Linked DNA regions of Homo sapiens: regions 1 and 2 are each linked to region 3. The links are chromatin contacts, found by Hi-C or POLR2A ChIA-PET in ENCODE. All regions are on one chromosome and are shown on one strand. The core of a region is the stretch at or near the end of the contact, and the rest is flanking DNA. Distances in the headings are between cores, read along the strand shown. Region 1 overlaps LINC00673 (long intergenic non-protein coding RNA 673). Region 2 overlaps LINC00511 (long intergenic non-protein coding RNA 511). Region 3 holds the start of CDC42EP4 (CDC42 effector protein 4).

Region 1 (4,283 bases), core at 1,348-3,847, 890 kb before region 3:
TGTGTGGCTAATTTTTGTAGAGACAGAGTCTCCCTATGTTGCCCAGGCTGGTCTTGAACTCCTGGGCTCAAGCAACCCGCCCACCTCTGCTTCCCAAAGTGCTGGGATTACAGGTATGAGCCACCATAGCCAGCCTCCCTGCTCTCTCTCTATTTCAGTCCATTTTTTTCTCTAAGTTTCAGTAACTCCACGAGGTCTTCTCTGATTCTTCCAGGTCCCATCCCTTCACAGAACTTTTCTGTAGTCTGCATCCCACAATTCAGCCATAATGCCATACTCTCATCCCCTGTTCATTGCCCAGGACCTACAGATGGAAGTATCCAAAGGCAGATGGACACTCCCTAAACGGATGAACTTCCCAACAACTGCAGTTGCCAATGTTAGAATGGGTGGCCTCAGGAGAGATAAAATTCTCCATCATTAAAGTGTCCAAGCAGAAAGCACCTATCTGGACAGGCTGGGAGGATGTTGTGGGTCTGAATGGGAGATGGAATGAGGTGGTCAAAAAGAGTCTGATTTTATTAAATATGAGAACAAAGACTGTACTCAAATAACTTAGCACAGTGCTGAGCACTGAAAAGGCACTAAGCAGATGGGTATTATCCCACTAGGGATGTTCCTTTAAATCTCAATCTTCCTCCTTTCAACAAATGCATGGAACTATACAAAGCAAAATAAACCATGAGAAAGAAAATGCTAAGTCTGAGACTATTTGTATATTCAATGGCCATTTGCAGACCACCTCCTTGGTATACTGCACTATGGGATAGAATCTGACACTCTTCTGCAAGTCTCTCTTCTTTGATGGCAAGGTGACAAGCAGGGCATGGTCGCATGAGCCTGTAATCCCAGCTACTGAGGAGGCTGAGGTGGGAGAATCACTTGAGCTTGGGAGTTCAAGACCAGCCTGGGCAACATGGTGAGACCCCATCTTCAATTTTTTTAAAAAGCAGCAGCAGAAGCAGCAGGTGATAAACCAGGGCAAATCCTATGCCAGGAGACACCTAAATCAGCACCCCCAATGGTTATGTGACCTGAGAAAGGAACTCCATGCCACCAGAATGTCTAGATGAGCAGTTGGAGGGTCCCTTGGCAAAACCTAAGAGATGGGGTTCTGGGATCTATTTTTGCGCCTGCCCAACCCACTAAGAAAGGGAGAGAAGGCAGAGGAGCTGCTCTCTGCAGCTGCCAAGGGCAGGCTGTCTGCTCATGCTGGAGCCCAGACAAAGCACACCCACCCGGTGGTGATTTATCAGCCGTGGGAGGCCCAAGAAGCTCTTAAGCCGCAGGTGGGTGCCTGTAAAGCCACCCTCCCTGGGGAGCACAGACCTCAGGCCTTGCTCTGCTGCTAATCACCATAAGCACCCCGGTGCCTCAACCCCGATCTGGGTGGCCCTTAACCACTCCCAAAGCCCTGTCACATGCTCAGTGATCTCAGCCGGCCTCACATAAACCCTGTCAAGTAAGCAGGACAGGTGTTGTTATTATTCCCACTTTACAGATGGGGAAAACTCTGGGGGAGCAGTTCGATGGCTTGCTCAGGGCCACCCAGGGAGCACATGTCCCAATTCCTCCCATAGACTAGGCAGGCAAGTGGCATCGCCACTCCCTCTGTGCTGCCTGCCAGCACTTGAGGGTTTTACAAAGGTGGCAACAAATACCAGGGATGTCTCTTCCCCCTGGGCCCTGGGTCCCTTTTTGGACACTGGGGAGCCTGACTCACTAAAACTCCTGTGTCTTTCTGTTCAATCATCCTCCCTCCTCCTGCTTGACAGTTTGGAAGTGGAGGGGCAGGGCCCTGGCAGGAGTAGACATAGCTTGTGCCCAGGCTGAGCCTCCCCCAGGAGCAGTAAAACATGCCTTTTGGGATCTGAGAGGAGAAGCTGCCCATTCTGTACTTTTCCAGACGTGGAGAAAGAAAGGAGAAGGCAGAGCAGATTTGAACTCCTGGCTCAACTCACCAGCCCTGTAGAGGTCCTCAGAGATGAGCCTTGTATTTCACTAAGCAGCCCCAGGAAGCGGTTTGGGGGACTTCAGAGCAGAATGGAGCAAGAGGAACACTGCCCTTGTTGGGGGCCGGAAGTCGGTGGGGTGTGAGTTAGTGATCCTCAGGTCAAGGGCCTCCACGGGAGGATGGGACCCCTGGACCCACATAACCCACGCTTCCCAAAGGCCTTCACTGCAGATTCGACGGAGCCGCAGGAACCAGGACTCAGGAGGTGGCACCTGCAGGGCCGGGAGGAGAGGGACATGCAAATGAGGCCAGGCCATCCACAGCCCACTCCTCCTGGAAGCCCAGAGTCTGGCTGGCAACTTGAACCTGATCTTCTAAACAGGACAAAAAAAGAAAAAAAAGTTGTGATTTCCCCTGACCAACCCATTTCTTTTTCCCCCTTCCCCAACCCCTGTGGAATTTGCACCCTCAAGAGGCACCTGGGGAGCCACCAGCAACTAAGAGTTCAAGGGGCTCCTCTGCATTTGGGGTCAGGCAGAGAGGAGCCACAGCAAGGGAAGGTGAGTGGACAGTTGCAAGCTGTGAAAAGCCAAGTTGCCTCCAGGCATCTAGGCCTGCGTTTGGTTCCCATGACACTCTTACTGGCAGCGTTAATAACTAACCACGTCCCAGACAGGTGCTGGCGGCCTAGCCTTAGGAGTTCTTGTTCAGGGCTGGAAATGAGTCACTTCCCTTTTATAGTTTGCTAGGAGACTGAGTCACCCAGGGGCCGACCCTTTCACACAAGTTCTCACACCCTGGCCAACTAATATCCATGTTCATACCCTAGACCTACCCATCTACCAGGTCAGCCAGGCCCAGTGGGGCTGACCCTCATGGTCTATGTCAAACAGCATCCCCAGGAGTGACCCAGTCCCTGCCTTTTCCCTTTGTCCCCCTACTCTCTCAATGGAGATGGCCCACTCACTGTCCCAAGAGGCAGCTCCTGCCTGGGCAGCTGTCTGAGAAGGACAGAGTCTGACAGGTAGGCGCCCATGCCCAAGGCCCAGTTAGATCCACCTCATCTTTGACCTTACTCTAAACATTGCTCTCATACGTCCTCAATCCTCTGTTTGGAAACCAAAAACACCAGAAGTGGAAAGTTCCAGAGCTGATGAACTAAAGGACAAAACTGCGATGCAGCAAGTCAGCTTCAACCCTCTCGGGAAGGGCAGAGGCTGAAAGCAGGTAAACTGAGGCCTGTGACTGTTAATACACTCCCCTACTTCAGGAGTCAGGTGGGAGGCAGGAGAGGTAGGTCATCGAGTCCAAGGCTCTGAGCACCCACATTCGTCAGGTGGCTCTGGTGTCAGTCTCTCAGGACTAATCTCCTGATAGACAACAAATAAACATCATTAGAGAAAACAAGCTCATATGCATTTTTCAGTAACCCTTCTTTCCCCACTCTCGTATGGCCTCTCTTATGTTTGCCAGCAGGTGGGTACCCATGCCCAAGACCCAGTGACATCCATCTCACCTTTGACCTTTACCCTAAACATTGCTCTCATAACTCCTCAACCCAAGGGGTGCATTTGGTCTTTTTTAATTTAAAAAATTAATTTTTCTTAATTAAAAAAGAGTGTATGTAAGAGAAAAAGAAATAATGAAACTAAAAAACAGGAGGTTAAAAAAAAAAAAACCTCCCCGAAATAGTTTGGGGATTTACTTTTTTTTTTTTAATCCTCAGAAAGTCCCTCTTGCTACCTGGTTTCTAAAACAGACAATCAACAGAGATGACATCAGATTAAACAGCACTGGGTGTCTCACTGCCAGGGGCTCCAGGCAGGTGTGAGACTGACAGGTTGAGAAAAGATGACACTATTTCTTCCCTTAGAAGATGAAAACCAAGGAGGAGAAATGACAGCAGAGGCTGAGCCCCGGGTGTGGTGGGAAACGTGACACCCTGCCAGCCGTTGGCCTTTTGGGTGAACTCTGCTCGCTCCTCTGCATGGGACGACACTGCAACCCGGCGCTTGTTAGTTCCCCCATCTCTCAGGTATCACAGCCAAACTCACCCCAAGGGCTCAGAAAGCTCAGCCTGTGGCTGTCTCACCTCCACAGAGCCCCCTGGACTTTCCAAGCCTGCATTTTGAACTCTGTTGGCTGCGGCCGTGGCTTTCACTTGACCTCTGCAGAGAGAGAGGGGCTTTCCCTGGGACACACGTCTTGCACATAGCAGCTAAGAGCGCCAGCCAAGCTTCGTCGATAGCACCAAGGGTCCAGATGCCAGGAGAGAGACTCCACCCCCAGAGGTGGCTCAAGAGTCCAAGTGAGTCATGAGGTCTGACCA
Region 2 (4,495 bases), core at 1,384-3,883, 690 kb before region 3:
GGACTGAGTGGGGCCGGGTTGCGGGGGCGGGGGTGGCGGTGAACACAACCCAAGAGTTTCTGAAAGGGGAGGGGAAGGATGGAGGGAGGGAGGAAAACTCTTTTCTCCCTTTGGAGGAAGGACAGAGGGTGTTTGTGTTGCTTGCTTGTCCCCGCCTGCAGAGTGGACGAGAGGCTCTCAGCTGGCCATCTGGGGACCTTGCGGAAAACTAGAACTTTGAGGGGAAAGGAAAGAAAGTCCTGTTTCTCCAGCGTGAGATGTGGCTGGGGTTTTGCTTTCCTCCTGACTCACAGAGTAAATGGTTTAGTTCATGGCCATCGAAGTGCCCATTGAACAGATGGGAAGGGCAAGGATGGAGAGAGAAGCAAAGGGACTGAGGGGCAGAGTGACTGTTGGCAGGAAGTCAGTCGTGCTCCAAAACTTTGAAGTCGTCTCTATGAGTGCTCCTCAACCCACACACTTTTGCCCCTCCCCCTACTCTGGAGACACTGGGCAACGTCTGGAGAGGTTTTTCATGGTCACAACTGGGAAGCCAGGGTGGTACTGGCATTTAGTTGGTAGAGGCCAGGATGCTACTCACCACGCTACAAGGCACAGGACAAAACCCTGTAATAAAGAATGATCCAGGCCGGGTGTGGTGGCTCATGCCTGTAATCCCAGCACTTTGGGAGGCCGAGATGGGTGGATCACCTGGATCACCTGAAGTCAGGAGTTCAAGACCCGCCTGATCAACATGGTGAAACCCCATCTCTACTAAAATTACAAAATTAGCCGGGTGTGGTGCCAGGCGCCTGTAATCCCGGGTACTCGGGAGGTGGAGACAGGAGAATCGCTTGAACCCAGGAGGTGGAGGTCGCAGTGAGCCATGATCCAGCCATTGCACTCCAGCCTGGGAAACAGAGCAAGACTCTGTCTCAAAATAATAATAATAATAAAGAATGATCCAGCCTCAAATGTCACAGTGCTGAGACTGAGAAATCCTGCTCAAGATGTAAGTCTCAGAACCCAACCTCCATCCCAGGCTGCCTCTAATTCTGCAGAGGGCATCTGTCAGTCCATAACAGGTCCATAAATTCACTCCTTCTTCCAGGGTGAAGAATGGAGAAAAATCAAAGAACAGCACATGCAACGATGCATTGGTGATCTCCTTCCTGCTAACCCTGTGGCCAAGAACACAAAGCAAACACGACCCCCAACAGAGAAGGCAGGGGAGGAGCCCACCAGTCAAACCAGCATTCCCTAGTCCCCGCCTGATCATTGAACAGACTTGAGGGGGCGCAGCATCTTTTACCTGGTCTCAGAATTTCTGCCAGTCTTGGCATGTTGGGGGCTTGGGAGGTTGCATTTTGGGTTTTGTTTTATGGCTTAATCTGGACCTCAATTCAGTCAAGTCAATGAGAGCAGGGACAGTCCCCAGTCACCATCTCAGGACCATGGCAAAATGTAATGAGCTTTTTCAGGAATTTAAAGTACTCACAGAAGGGCCTTCTGCAAAAATGAAGCATGACCCAATGAGTGTAGCCCAGCGCAGTGAGGGTGGACAACTTCAAGGCCATTGTTTTTCAGGGGGCTGTGGCAGCCAAGAGTTGCTGGGCCCTGTACAACCGTCAAAGTACTCCCAGGAATGCCACTGGTCTTTCCACAGTTGTCCAGGGGTGGAGAATCCACTGAGGGTCAATGACTCTGTTACAGTCATGTCAGTACCTTAAAGGTTTGTGGTGGGGGGCTGTGGAGGAGTTGGGGAGGGATTATATCTGTAGTGTGTGCGTGTATGTGATGTGCATGTGCATGTATGTAATGTGTGTGTAGATGTGTGTGATGTGCAATGTTTGTGCATATGCGTGTGCTTGTACCTGTATGTGATGTGTATGCATGGCATGTATGCATATATATAATGTGTGTGTGTACGTGTGTGCCTGTGTGTGTGTGTATGACACACCAGCTGATCAATGCCAGAACAAGAAGACCAAGGAAGATTCCAGAGATAAGACTGTCCTACATCTCTGATTGATGGGCATCTTTGAAGACGTAGGCTAGCATCTAGAGGCTTCGAGAGGAAGCTCTGCAATTTCAATTCCTGTCTCTGCTACTTCGGAGCTACGTTACCTTGGGCAAGATGTTTAATTTCAGCAAGACCCAGTTTTTCTCGTCTCTGTAGAGGGGCAATAAAAGGACCTACCTGTGGGTTTCAGGAATTAGTGAATTCATGGAAAGCACCTAGCACTGGGCACAGAGCAAGCACACAGATGTTGCCTGTTCCAATTATCACTGCTTCAGGAGACAGTTCTTCCTGGAGTCTAACCTAAGGCTGCCTGCCTCCTTCCCTGCCTCCGAGGGACTCCATTCCCCTGATCACCATCTCTGTGTGACACAGTCCTCTTGACTTTAGCTGCTTGTCTTTGGGAATGTCAAAACTCAACACTCCAGCTGTCCCCGGTTCATGTAGCCCAGCCAGGAAGGAACCGGGGGAGCTGATCACCAACTCTCAGCCTCACACGTACCTCGGGGACCCCAAAACATTTTCTGGTGGCCCAGCAGACTGAAAAAGTCTGGCTGGGGTTTTCCCCCTTTGTGCCTGCAGCCAATGCCAGCTGAGGCTTTCCCTCCTAATTCCCCAGATGCCTGACGGCGTTATTGCCACAATAAAGCAATGACAGTCCCCTATCAGCTCTCAATCAGCCTAGCCTGCCCTTCACAACCGGTTTGTCAGACCGCCCCGCCCTTCCTCGTTGTTAGCTCTCTGCTTGCTTATCTGCTGCTGGAGACAGAAGTCTCTGGTTTAATTGTGGCAAATTAATGATTGAACTCCACAGCCAACTCCTCCCCAAGTGCACGACAATCCCTCCCATTGAAGGCGCCAAGAAGGAACTCACTGTCATCGCCGAGACCAGAGTCAGCGGGTGAAGGCAGCGACCAGTTCTGGAACCACATTCAGTCCCACACCCAAGCAGCTGAGCGAAACTCTTCCTCCTCCACGAGGCCTCTCCCAGCCCTTCAGTTCATGACGCCTTGGTGAGAGAGGTCTGTATAGCAACACGGCTGCACTGAAGCTTCCTTTGTAGGTCGATCGATGGTGCTGTGCCACATAAATCACCAGCTTATTTCTCCTGGCATGTGAGCACCTATGCCCGATGAGAGCAGATACATAATCAGTGTTGAGTTAATGAAGGAGCACAGATGAGTCTCCTCTCCCGACTCAATCAATTTTATTGTATAATGGTGGCTATATATTTAATAACATGTAACTCACAGGCTCGGTTTCAAGCACTTCCTCCTAATAACTCTACGAGGTAGGTACTGTTGCCATCAACACCTGTTTTACAGATGAGGAAACTGAGGCACTGAGAGGTTAAGTTGCATGTGTAAGACTCTAATGAGTGGCAAACTAGGATTCAGACTCAGCGTCCACACACCTAAGCATCACAGTATACCCCACCCATGAGGATGCTACCCTTATATAAAATGGTAAAATGAAAACCTGGACTCTACCACCCAACTGAAGATCTAGAAGATGATCCATGCCTCACTCTGACTTTCTTTTTCTTTTTTTTTTTGAGACGGAGTCTTGCTCAGTAACCCAGGCTGGAGTGCAGTGGCGCGATCTCAGCTGACTGCAAGTTCCACCTCCCGGGTTCACGCCATTCTCCTGCCTCAGCTTCCCGAGTACCTGGGACTACAGGCGCCTGCCACCACGCCCGGCCAATTTTTTTGTATTTTTAGTAGAGATGGGGTTTCACCATGTTAGCCAGGATGGTCTCAATCTCCTGACCTCATGATCCTCTCGCCTCGGCCTCCCAAAGTACTGTGATTATAGGCACAAGCCACTGCACCTGGCCACTCTGACTTTCTTTATGCAGTCCTTCAGGTTGCCCTTCTTCTTCTTCTTCTTTTTTTTTTTTGAGATGGAGTCTCGCTTTGTTGCCCAGGCTGGAGTGCAGTGGCACGATCTTGGTGCACTGCAACCTCCGCCTCCCAGGTTCAAGCAATTCTCCTGCCTTAGCCTCCCGAGTAGCTGAGACTACAGGTGCGTGCCACCATGCCTGGCTAATCTTTTTATTTTTTAGTACAGATGGGCCAGGCTGGTCTCAAACTCCTGACCTCAGTGCTGGGATTACAGCTGTGAGCCACCACACCCGGCCTCAGTTGCCCTTCTCTCTTCTCCCCAGAACAACAAACACGCTGAATTTTATTACTCCCTTTATTTTCACTGTGGTTTTAATACATATGTACATGTCCCCAAATAACATGCTTAGCTTTATTTCTGAACTTCATAAAAATATATTTATGTTATATGGAGTCTGCAACTTCCCTACCCTGAAGTCACGAACATGTTTTTCTATATTTTCCTCCCTGCTCCTCCAGTGTTCTCTCTCTGCCTCGGCACTCCTAGGTATGACCTAAGCTATTTTAATTTGTATTTAAGGATATATTCTTTGCCAAATGTTATAGAGTTTACAAAATAGCTCCTTGTCCATCTCTTTCAGCACATAATCCC
Region 3 (4,335 bases), core at 1,641-4,140:
CGAGGTGGGGGAAGATCCCTTGAGCTCAGGAGTTCAAGACCAGCCTGGGCAACATGGTGAAACCCCACCTCTACAAAAAATACAAAAAATGGCTGGGCGTGGTGGTGGGCGCCAGTAGTCCCAGCTACTCAGGAGGCTGAAGTGGGAGGATAGCTTGAGCCCAGGAGGTCCAGCCTGCAGTGAGCCTTGACTATGACGCTGCACCACAACCTGGGTGACAGAGCAAGACCTGGTCTCAAAAAATTAATAAATAAAATAAAAATTATTTTTAAAATCAAAAGACTGGTGTAAGATTCCTCTCCCAGGTCAACACTCACTCCCCTGACCTTTATACATGAGACCTCCCTTTGCTTCTGACTCCTTGGTCTCTGGTTCTGTGAGGTGCTGTCGGGTTCCAGAGGCAGCAGCACAGTGGAGGCAGGGTACAGAGGATGGGGACAAGCACGGTGGGTGGGCAAGGGAAAGAGAGAAACGAGGGGAAAAGAGAAGAGGAATCCAAAAAGAGAGAGGCAGAAACCCCAGAAAATGGAGAATCATTCACAGCACAGGCCTAGGCTGTACAGCAGAGCAGGAGCAAGCTGCCCTCTGTGTGCAGGGACCCTAGGACTTCAGGGAGATTTCAGAGGGGAGGCGCTGAGACTCACCCCAGAACCACCGCCCATATGATCACAGCGGGCCCCTCCTAGTCCCTGCAGGGGTCCACCAGGATGCCTGGGAATCCACTTGGGATCTCCCCAAATTCACTGAACACCCCTTGTGGGAAGGAGCAGCTGTCTTCAAGGAGTGGAGAGGCAAAGTCCAAGTTCAGAGGAGATAAGCCACCCCACTAATCAGTCAGTCACATGTGCAGCTCACACAGGGCAGTTGATGAGAGCAGGAACCGGCAGGGCACCCCCGCATTCAGTAGGCACTGGCTTCTCAGCAGAGATAGAGCCTCAGGAGATCCTGGTGGATGCCCTGTTATTGCCCCAGGAGCCCCTGGGGCTGCCAGGGGCTCTCTTAGGGCCTGGCTCAGTCCCAGCCAACTCCCGATTTCTGGGAGAAATCAGAAATCCGCAGCTCAGCAATCCCTTCCTTTGTGGCCTGTTCTTTGTTCTCTTAAAATTCAGTCCACCCTGCTGGTGGTCCCTCCTCCACCCTAGCCTCAGAAGCGGGCGGGGGCTGAGGGAGTTATTGGAAACCCAGACTGCCAAAGAAGTCGCCTTGCAGGAGGCCCCTGTCACCGGCCCCTCATTATTTACACTCGCTGGATGGGACATTTCTCTGGTACAGATGGCTGCTGGGGTTCGGACGAGAGAGAGATTTTCCCTCCAGCACCCTGGACCCTCAGGGGAGGGCAGGGGGCTTCGCAGCGACGGGGGCTCCCAAGGACTCCACCCGGATCCAGCTGCTCAGCTATCTGGGCAAACAGTGGGCACCGGGCACACAGTAAGGGATGTGGGAGCCGGTCAGATTGCAAGGGGTGGGAGTCGTGGAGAGAGAGAAGTTCCAGAGGCAACGAGAAAAGAAAAGGCATTGTATTTCCCCTCCATTCTCCCAGGGAGAAAAAGAAAACTTCCAAAGCCGAGGCCGCAGTCACTGGGAAAACACAGGGAACCTGGTTTGAGTTAGCAGCGAGCACCCCTCCCCCAGTCACACACACACACACACACACACACACACACACACACACACACACACACACGCACTTCAGTCCTCTCCCAGGAAGCTGGCTCAGCCTCAGCCCCGGCTCCCGCCCAGCTCTCCAGCCCTCCCGGCCGGGGCACTCACCGGCTGACGGGATCCCCGCGGGCAGGATGGCTCCTGGGGGACGCGCCGGGGGCAGGGGGCAGTTTTGTAACCCCGGCTGGGGGCGCTCCGGAGAGGGGGCGGGGCCAGGGACGGCCGATCCGCGCGCACCCGCCCCAAGCGGGCGATTAAATCATTAACCGACCGCTCCCGCCTGCGATCCCGCTGAGCGCGCTGAGCTCGGGGCGCACTAGCCCAGGAGCGGCCGTCTCCCCGGCTCCAAGGGGGCGGGTGGCTCGACTGCCCTCCCCCCGCACCCCGCCAGGAGGCGCCTCGGCCTCCCGGGCTTCCGAGGGAGCGGGCGGGGCGGGAGCCTGGCGGGGGAGGGAAGGGTTCGCGGGGCGGGAGTAGGGGAAAGGAGGACCATTTGTTCCTTCGGCCATTCCCTTCCAGACAGCTCCTTCCCTCTGGCTTCCCGGCCGGGTGACATTGGGTGGCGTGTGCTGCAGTGTGTGTACGAGAGCGAGATGTGTACACGCCTCTGCCCGTACAGGCGGAGAATTCGGTTCTTATTCATGGAGAACTCCGGGCGCACACACGCCCCCCTCGCGGAGATCGCGGGCCGCGCGCCGCCGATTGCTGCGCTCCTGCCCACACCGACACACACCCCATTCCTGGGAAGGGGGAGGCCCTTTAAAACCGGCCCCCAACCCCCTCAGCGGCACCCTTGGCCAGGGCCGGGAGTTCCAGCGTGGAGAGAGGAAATGGAGTCCCGGCAACGCTGCGCCCGGCTCCCTGCCACCTCCTCCTCCACACATCCCGCTCTGCCAGGACACTAGGTGCGCAGCTTAGGGTCCCAGGCACCGCGGTGGGCGCGGTGAAAAGCGCGAGCGCCGAGAAGTGGGGGCTCCGCGCCCTTCTCCCCGCGCCGCGGCCTCGCATCCCCAGCTTCGATCCTCTCTGCCCCACAGGGGGACTCGAGACCCCCAAGCCCACCCAGGGCACCCAGCGCGAAGGCGGCTACCACAGACAGAGGCGGTTGCCCGTCGCCTACCTCGGTCCCCGGAGACCCGAGCTCTGGGCCGGCTGCGCTGTCCCCTTCGTGGGCTCCGCGCGGCGGAGGGGCTGGCGGCCCCTGTCAGCGCCGGCGTTTGTTTCCCTCTGGCTCTCGGGCTTTCAGGGCTGGGAGCCTCCAGGACACTCCCCTTCCAGGCTCCGCCCGCGCCCGCCCCGCGCAACCCTCCCCGCGCACCCCTCTGCGCTGATGTCACGGCGCCGCAGCAGCCAATGGCCGTCGGGAACCTCTGCCCGACTGCTCGGCCTCCTCGGTTCAAACTGAAAGCCTGAGACTTTCCCAACTCCGTATGGGGCAGCCTGGGCCCGCCCGGCTTCCGGGAGACACTCCCGCCCCAGCCTGCGCTCCGGCCGCGAACCCCCACTGGGGCCCCCAGGGCCAGGGGCGCGTCTCCCTCCGGGGGCCTGGCGCGAGGCTCTTTTGAGGCTCTTCCCCATTCGAGCCGGGGCAAGAAACCAAGAACTCCAGCCCGGGTGGCGTTCCTCGTTCCTGCTCCCTCCCGGACCTGCTAACCACCTGGCTGCAGTACTGTCGGGAGATGGGGCAGGAGGGCTGGCGCCACCAGCTTCGTGGGTGCCATCCCAGACTCTCGCTGTAAACGAGGGAGCGGGGAGGAGCCGGCCAGCCCCGAGGCCAGGCTTGGACTGGGCGTCAGAAATGTTTCTACAGGGTGACAGCCCTTGAGCTCCCCGCATCCCCGTCTGTGCCTTTGCCTCCTAAGTATCAGCTGAGGCTAAATTTGCACCAGGTGAACGTCAAGGAGGATCAACTCCTGAGTCCCAGAGCCTGAATCCAAGTCCCAGGCCTTGGACTCTATTCTTTTTAGAGGAATAGTTTCAGTTGAAATGATCATTATCAAGGTAGAATGCCAGCTGCGAAGTAGTCAACTAAAGTGGACAAGGCGCAAAGTGAAAAGTTCCCTTGCCTCTAGCTGAACCCCACCCTCGGTTTTTAAAGGAAGTGAGGGTGAAGGCCCCAGACTTTCCCCATGGCTGCGAGGTCCCTAAGCCCTCAGGAACATTCTGCTTTCTGGGGACAGCACATTTCCGTTTCCCTCTGCAGTGCGACAGCAACCAGCTCTTGAGAGCTAATGGTTTGGCCACTCCATCCTGCTGTGAAAATTAAGTTCTGGGCTGGGCGCAGTGGCTCATGCCTGTAATCCTAGCATTTTGGGAGGCCAAGGCAGGTGGGGGGTCACTTGAGGTCAGAAGTTTGAGACCAGCCTGGCCAACATGGCGAAACCCCATCTCTACCAAAAATACAAAAATTAGTCGGGCATGGTGGTGGGCGCCTGTAATCCCAGCTACCCAGGAGGCTGAGGCGGGACAATCGCTTGAACCTGGGAGGTGGAGGTTGCAGTGAGCCGAGATCGCGCTATTGCACTCTAGCCTGGGTGACAGAGGTAGACTCCATCTCAAAAAAAAAAATAAATGAATAATAAGTAAAATCAAATTCTGAACTGGACATCTGGAGGGAAAGGTAGGGTTTGGAGCCACTTGGGAGGCAGACACTGTGGATTCAAACCCTGGCGG

What was found. Hi-C counts contacts between places; a loop is a spot of excess contacts on that map. ChIA-PET counts read pairs that join two places held with the same protein, here RNA polymerase II (POLR2A). Pooled maps may share reads with other maps.
Region 1: a pooled map shows a loop between it and region 3 (8-fold over the local background). The contact joins the enhancer-like site here to the promoter of CDC42EP4 in region 3. A Hi-C loop is called at or near these places in 5 of 37 single-sample maps with no recorded cell type and 5 of 50 pooled maps.
Region 2: a loop to region 3 is called in a map with no recorded cell type, with 4 times the contacts of the local background. The contact joins the enhancer-like site here to the promoter of CDC42EP4 in region 3. A Hi-C loop is called at or near these places in 3 of 37 single-sample maps with no recorded cell type and 3 of 50 pooled maps. POLR2A ChIA-PET finds 5 or more read pairs at or near these places in 3 of 52 experiments (A549, GM10248 and K562).

The regions. Positions count from the first base shown.
Region 1 is chr17:72,418,739-72,423,021 of GRCh38, forward strand. It overlaps LINC00673 (long intergenic non-protein coding RNA 673), which reads right to left. Exons shown (of 4, transcript NR_152516.1): 3 at 1,962-2,328. Among named protein-coding and RNA genes, the nearest start is that of LINC02003, 78 kb to the left of the region's middle. RefSeq lists enhancers at 2,209-3,408, 2,799-2,858, 2,909-3,038, 3,652-4,061, 4,142-4,283. Within about 2 kb of position 2,598, at least 15 of the 41 ENCODE cell types and tissues checked have a DNase peak (open chromatin) inside an H3K27ac peak, as active enhancers do.
Region 2 is chr17:72,615,443-72,619,937 of GRCh38, forward strand. LINC00511 (long intergenic non-protein coding RNA 511) reads right to left here. Exons shown (of 5, transcript NR_033876.1): 3 at 2,874-3,122. Among named protein-coding and RNA genes, the nearest start is that of LINC00511, 23 kb to the right of the region's middle. Within about 2 kb of position 2,634, at least 6 of the 41 ENCODE cell types and tissues checked have a DNase peak (open chromatin) inside an H3K27ac peak, as active enhancers do.
Region 3 is chr17:73,309,111-73,313,445 of GRCh38, forward strand. CDC42EP4 (CDC42 effector protein 4) reads right to left here and starts at 2,891. Exons shown (of 2, transcript NM_012121.5): 1 at 2,783-2,891. RefSeq lists silencers at 1,640-1,769, 1,780-2,329, 2,780-3,039, 3,110-3,269.